Regions from separate parts of the Mus musculus genome. Here region 1 is linked to region 2. The links are chromatin contacts, found by Hi-C or POLR2A ChIA-PET in ENCODE. All regions are on one chromosome and are shown on one strand. The core of a region is the stretch at or near the end of the contact, and the rest is flanking DNA. Distances in the headings are between cores, read along the strand shown.

Region 1 (3,306 bases), core at 454-2,953, 120 kb before region 2:
GAGGCACACTTCCACCTCAGGGCTCCACACCACCGTCTCCTCAGCAGGGCTCGGGGCTGCCTCGCCTGGGCCCTTGTCGCCTGGGGCGCCCGTGCCGCCCACCTCGGCCTCCCCCATGGCCGCCGGCGATTGACGAGCGCCCGGCGCGAGAAGGGGGAAAATACTACAGGCTCCGCGCAGGCGCACTTGGTGTGGAGGGCGCGCACTCGCCGGGCTGGAGAACGCCGCGTGCCCGCGTCCGCGCAGGCGCAGCGAAGACTGGCTTCCGGTGCAGCAGCGACTCCTGGTGGTTGAACCTTTTACTGCCTACGGCTCTGTCCGGAGAAGGCGAGGGAACAAACCTTATGCTTTAAAAATGCACCAGATGGGCGTGGTGACACACTCCTGTAATTCTAGCTCTCGGGAGAGAGAGGCAGGAGTTCTGAGTCAGCCAAGTCTGCATAGCATGACACACACGGCCCAAAAATCTGGGCTTCACCTGGTTAGGTAATTTGGAAAAGAACTCAGCTAGAAGTGAAGGTGTGTCTCTCCTTGCCAGAGATAAATTGTACAATATGTAAATTACATCTCACTAAAACTGTTTAAGAAAAATAGTTTAAACAACAACAGCAGCAACAACAATAACAACAACAACATCCCATGGGCTAGTGAGATGGCCCATCTAATAGAGATCCTTGTGCACAGCCCATAACTGGAACTCCACCCCTGGATCCTAGAGCTGGCAGGAGAGGAGCAATTCTTAGGAGTTGTACTCTAGAGCTGGAGACATGGCTCAGCGGTTAAGAGCACTGACTGCTCTACCAGAAGTCCTGAGTTCAATTCCCAGCAACCACATGGTGGCTCACAATCATCTGTAATGGGTTCTGATGCCCTCTTCTGGTGTGTCTGAAGATAGCTACAGCATAGTCATATAAATAAAATAAGTAAAAAAAAAAAAAAAAGTTGTATTCTAACCTCTATATGTATTCCATGGTATATGCACACTTGCACACACACACCATAAATAATTTAAAAATTTAAAGCCCAACAATCACATTTTGTAGGAGTGAAGCTCTGTATATCTTTCAGTAGCCCTGACCTGAGTGCACGACAGTCCCAGAATTAAGTGCTTCCTTGGCATCAGAAGACAGAAATCCAGGTCCTGTCGGCCTTGCTACCTACCTGTACCTCCATTCTGTCCCTACAGTGGATCCACTCCAGAAGTGGTTGGATGATTAACTCAGACTGTCAGAATTTCAGGCAGGTGTTAGTAGCTCTACATGGGATTGGATAGGGCCAAGGGCTGGGCACAGCAGCCTTAAGAACATGGTTGCTTCTGGGCCTGAGTCACCCCAGTCAGCTGTGCCATGGGTCCTACCCTGCCACCCATCCAGGTTTCATTACTTACCCATTCCTCAGCCATTGCCAGGCATCAGAATCCCTTTTCTGACTGATGCCTCTCAGACTAAGATGTTGAGAACCTTTGTTCTCCTTTGTGCTATGGGGCCACTGTAGCTCTGAACTCTTGGGTCTTGATAAGGATCACTTGCTGGCTGCCACAAGCCTTGAATCCAGTCCTGACACTCCACTTGCCCCTCATTCAGGCCTGTAACCAGACAATGCTCACAGCAGGGAACCATGGAGGGTGCTGGCTCTGACCTGTCTCATTGTCTGGGACAGCTCAGAGCTCAGAGCCAGACAGCAGTCTGTGGCCAGGCTTCAGCTTTCCCACTGTGAAAGCGTAGCTGGTGGAAAAGTTCCCACAATGCCACAGGGGAGGTGTGGCCCAATAAAGCTTCATAAGGGGGTGTGGGGTCACTGCTATCATGTGGATATGATGCAGCTGGGAGTTATGATCTCACAGGGGCGGTGCCCTTGCCTCTGCTTGGTTGGCATGCAGAACTTGGCTTAGTTACTGTACGGCTGGGTGAAGCATAATCTACCATCTGGGACATGTCATAAAGCAAGTTCCCAACCTAAGAGCTGCCACATATTAAGTGCCCAGGAGCTGATTGATAATATCCTGGTTATTCTCTGAATATCTAAGGCATGGTAGACTCTGCTGCTGACTGCTTCTGGTTCCGGTCCACCTTAGTCTCACCCCTACCAGGTAGGATACTCCTTCAATTTGGAGTGCGTCCTTCTTCAGGGAGCTTCCCTATGTAACCCTCAACCTCATCTATCCTAGCTGGTCCTCTCTGGTTTGTGCGATCTCTGTACTCAGACCACATCCTACCAGCCATGACATTTGCAAACATCCGTCTGTTACTTCAGAACGCGTGACTGGCAATATAGACTTGATGCCTATAGACAGGTTGGATGGTTTAGGAGAGAAGGATGACTTCATTCTTTCTCTCCACGAAGCCACAGCAGGTCTCTGCAGAACTCTCTGTTAGGTAGTAGGAAGTAGCTGAGCATCAAGGTCAGCAGCTAAGACCCCGCCTACTATCCCACGCTAACTTCTTATTTTCATGAACATGTAGGCTCTCTAGTCCAAAAGCATGAATTAAGAGGAAGCTGTGCTTGTTCGTTTTGTAGCGCTCCTGTGATTATCACTCTCTAACAAGGAGCTGTAGAGAAACCATTAGCCCATGATCATGTGTGTGATCCCGTAGCTTCAAAGTGAATTCACACCTGTTGGGAGCTGAGAGGTTCCTTCAAACCTGATAGAAGGATTTCTTTGGTCTGGAGCAGGTGTCTGTGTGGCACACCACCAACTTTCTGTAGAAATGGCTGGTGAAGTTTGCCCAGATTTGTCTTCTCCGTGAGGTCTTCAGGTGGTTCCAGGTGGCCAGGATATAATCAGCTTTGTAGCAAGACTCCTTACTTCCCAGATACAAAGTAGACAATGATATATATCTACTAGCCAACTGGTCAAGTCCTTTCTCATTTGTTGCGACTCCTGCTGCTTAAGTCTTTTATACAAGATAGATACAAGTGCTGGGATTCTTGATCCTAGTGTGAAGGGTTCAGACTGGGCTCAGGTGAGAAATAAAGGCCATAGAAATGCTCTCCTTCATTTAATGAATATACAAGCCTAATAGTTTATACACCAGTCTAGTTTACTTTGACCAGTGTGAACTATTCCCCAGACCATGTCTAGGTCTCAACCAACTGTTATTTCTTATTCAAGGTCTTATGTATCCCAGGTTGGCCTCAAACTCATTCTGTGGCCAAAGATTACCTTGAACTTCAGTCCCCATTCCTCTACCTCCTAAGTGCTAGGGTAGCAGATATCTGCTGGTATATATCCTGGGGATTGAACCCAGGGCTTCATACATGCCAGGGAAGAACCCTACCAACTGAGGTGCATCTCCAGCCTCCTAA
Region 2 (3,197 bases), core at 497-2,996:
AACAGTTACTCGGTAGCTCTCCTGCTGGGCCCATTTACAAGTCTTTATGCTGCTGGTCCTGGCCCAGGCCCTGCCCCTCTCTTCACCCAGTCACAAGCCTCCGTCTTGCCTGCCTGGCCCCTCTGCAGTATTGGGGAAGGTTCTGGTTGGGGCTTGTCCAGCATCTGCTTTGGGGACCACACCCAATGAGCTACAATTAGATCATCCAGGAAGAATTTATCCAGGTAGTACCTGTTGGTCTTTCCTAGTGGGCAGGCAAGGCAAGTCTTGCACCTCATCACAGCCAACAGGTAGGTACCTTTGGCCACCAGCATAGTCCTGTCCTGGTAACTGCTGGTTCTCTGACCTGGCTTTCCTCTCTTCTTGAAGAGAGAATGGCTGGCAAATGATACAAACCTCCGGTCTCCCCTGTGTCATTTCTAGGCAAGCCAAACATCCCGGTGCCCCAGGCTGCTCCTCTGTGCAAGGGGACTTTAAAATGCTGCCTGGGACTGCTCTTATCCAAAGCCCTCTCCAAGCCAGCAAATGCCAGGCTCAGCAAACAGCGCCTGCTGTCCCCATTACCACAGCTAAGATTTATAAATAATTCGGCTAAACACCAGGTGTTCTCTTCCCTGCCGTCCACCTGCCCCAAGCTGCTTTAACAACAGCTGACTAGACAGCTACCTTGGTTTACTAAACTACAAAACAAAACAAAACAAAACAAACAAACAAACAAAAAACACTGCCCTGAAGTTGGGATAGTTCCATCACAAATGGGCAGTTTCAACACCTTGGGACAGAAACACCCCAAGGCCATGTCTGGGGGAGGCCAGCAATCCTCATCACGCTAAACTCAAGCCACTGCGCCTGGGGCCCCAAGCTATAAGGTGCGACTATGTGTCTCTATCTCATTTTTCCTACAGATGCTCACCTCTCCTGTGAAGGAGGTACCCTGCCTTGAGTTCCCGGGTTTGGAGCTAAGCGTGCCAATCAGGCAGCAAAGCGACCCGAACTCTCGTTGGCGTACACACGCGTCCGGGGGCATCGGAGAGCTGCGTGAAGGTACCGGGCCTCAGGGACCCGGGCATCCGCGCTCCTCGTAGGGACAAAGCCCGCCACTAGTGAGCAACTTCCGTGCTCCACGTTTCCCTCGGTCTTAGCAACAACCACCACAGCCACTGGATCTGTCGCTGAACAGACCCGCAGAGGCTCGCACCTGCGTATACTAGCAAACCTTTAACCTGGGCCGACAGCTCTAGCGGTCCCCCCCCCCCCCTCACGCTTTCCTGCGCCCCAAGTCCACTCCCATCTTCCCTCTCGCTCTAGCGCAGCGGCTCTGCCTTCCCCCACCCCACTGCAGACTTGCAGCTTCCCTCATGTGCAGTGAGAAGGGGTGAATTCTGCATCCGGCTCCCTTGAGCCCACTCTGTCCCCGCATTGGTTCCCCGGGATGTGTCTTCAGACAACGCACCCGGGGCTCCGCCGCGCTTTAGTCCAGCCTCCGCAAACACCTGCCGCGCTCCTGACGTCAGCAGGTCGGAGTCTGGCATACCTAGGAGGCATCTAGTACGGAGCCAGACCCTGTCCCCATCCTGGTCCGAGACCTCAAAGCAGTCCAGATCCCAGAGCACTCACCTTCCCACGAACCCGGCTGCCGCGCTGCGCCCTGCGCTCTGGACTACGCGCGCAGCCCACTCCCGCTTCATTCATCGCCCAAGCCGCTCCCGCAGGGATGGGGGTAGTGGCCTCACCACCGCCACCAATGGCAGCGAGGCTCGGGCGGGCCGGGGCCAGAGGTGACAGTAGCGAGGGCGCGCCGGGGCGGGGCCGAGCGGAGGGGCGGAACTTGGGCGGGTCAGGGACAGCACAGAGAGCGGGACTTAGCTAGTGCTTTGCACGCGGTGATTTCTTTCTGTTGGGGGACACTCTGGAGGTTGCAGGCTAGGAAAATATGGCTCAAGTCTCACTGCGTCGTAGATGCCACCTGCTCAAGCGTGGAACCGAGGCGTTGGAGGGCGCGAGTAGCGATCCCCTCAGGCGTGGGGTACAGCTCCAGCCCGGCAAAGGGATCTCTCCACTCTCTGCTCAGGTCAACCAGTGAGTTCAGTGCAACGGGGCGCTGGGCCAAACCACACCCTCACCGGAGGAGCCCACAGGGTTCCAGTTCCGGGTACTCTTGACCTGAGATGGAGAGAGAATATACCAGTCACCTTCAAATTGAGGCGTTCTCTGCTGTGCGACCTTGAACATATTTCTGAACCCCTCTGGGCCAGTTTTCGCATCTGTAAAACTAAGATAATTAGCCATACGAGTGTGATGGCTACTGCTTGTAAGCCTGTGGGTATTCGGAAGGCTGGGGCAGAAGAAGGGTCCCACTTTCATAGTTCTAGGCCAGCCTGGGCTACAAAAGAAACCCAGTCTCAGAAAATCAAGCAAACAACCTTTTTTATTTTTTATTTTTCTTTTTTTTTTTAATTTTATGATTCCAACACATCACTGAAGGAAATGGAAAACAGTAGCTGGTCTGAATTTAGCCAAGTAACAGCCGACAGCCACTAGCCATTAACATCATACCACTGACAATCAACAGCCGATGGCAGAAACTCTCCATATATGTCTCCCTTTGGGGTGTATTACATTTAATTGAAAATACATGTGAGCCAGGTGTGGCGATGTTCACCGATAATCCTATACATACATGGGGCTGATGCAGGAGAATCTTTAGTGGGAGAGCCACACTGGGCTACCTAATAAAATCCTGTCTGGATTTAAAAATAAAAATAAAACAAAACAAAACCAAGAACAACAACCAAAGCAAAACAATAGAAACAAAATAACCTTCCCCAACTCTCCAAGGCATCCAGAGTTTATAATCTGGACAGGGGAAGTAAAGGCAGAAGGAATCAGAGTCTGTGATCAGCTTGGGCTACACAAAAGTAAAGTTAGTGTGGACCCTGCTGTCAGCTCATGAGGACATCACTAGTCACAGGGTGCCTGGGGACAGACCCTCCATGCAGCCTCGGGAGCTAAGGCAGGGCTCTTCCTTTATGTCTAGAGAAGAGACTGGCTGCTGAGCTTAGTTCTTCCAGCCTGACTTGTTATTTATCAGCATGTCTTCCCGGAGTGGGTGTGGCCGGAACCTACTCATGTTCTATCCTGGGAACCTCTGGTGATGACTTCAGGGTCTAGGGTCTACTTGTCAACATGTGAGTCTC

Evidence for each region. Hi-C counts contacts between places; a loop is a spot of excess contacts on that map. ChIA-PET counts read pairs that join two places held with the same protein, here RNA polymerase II (POLR2A).
Region 1: POLR2A ChIA-PET joins it to region 2 with 24 read pairs in Patski. The contact joins the promoter of Mrgbp here to the promoter of Slco4a1 in region 2. A Hi-C loop is called at or near these places in 1 of 37 maps with a recorded cell type or tissue (mature B cell). POLR2A ChIA-PET finds 5 or more read pairs at or near these places in 1 of 5 experiments (Patski).

Annotation. Positions count from the first base shown.
Region 1 is chr2:180,579,619-180,582,924 of GRCm38, reverse strand. Mrgbp (MRG/MORF4L binding protein) reads right to left here and starts at 1,703. Exons shown (of 6, transcript NM_028479.2): 1 at 1,388-1,703; 2 at 1-314. The coding sequence starts at 117. Gm30144 (a long non-coding RNA gene) reads left to right here and starts at 1,057. Exons shown (of 5, transcript XR_001783605.2): 1 at 1,057-2,089.
Region 2 is chr2:180,454,794-180,457,990 of GRCm38, reverse strand. Slco4a1 (solute carrier organic anion transporter family, member 4a1) reads right to left here and starts at 1,746. Exons shown (of 12, transcript NM_001355218.1): 1 at 1,618-1,746.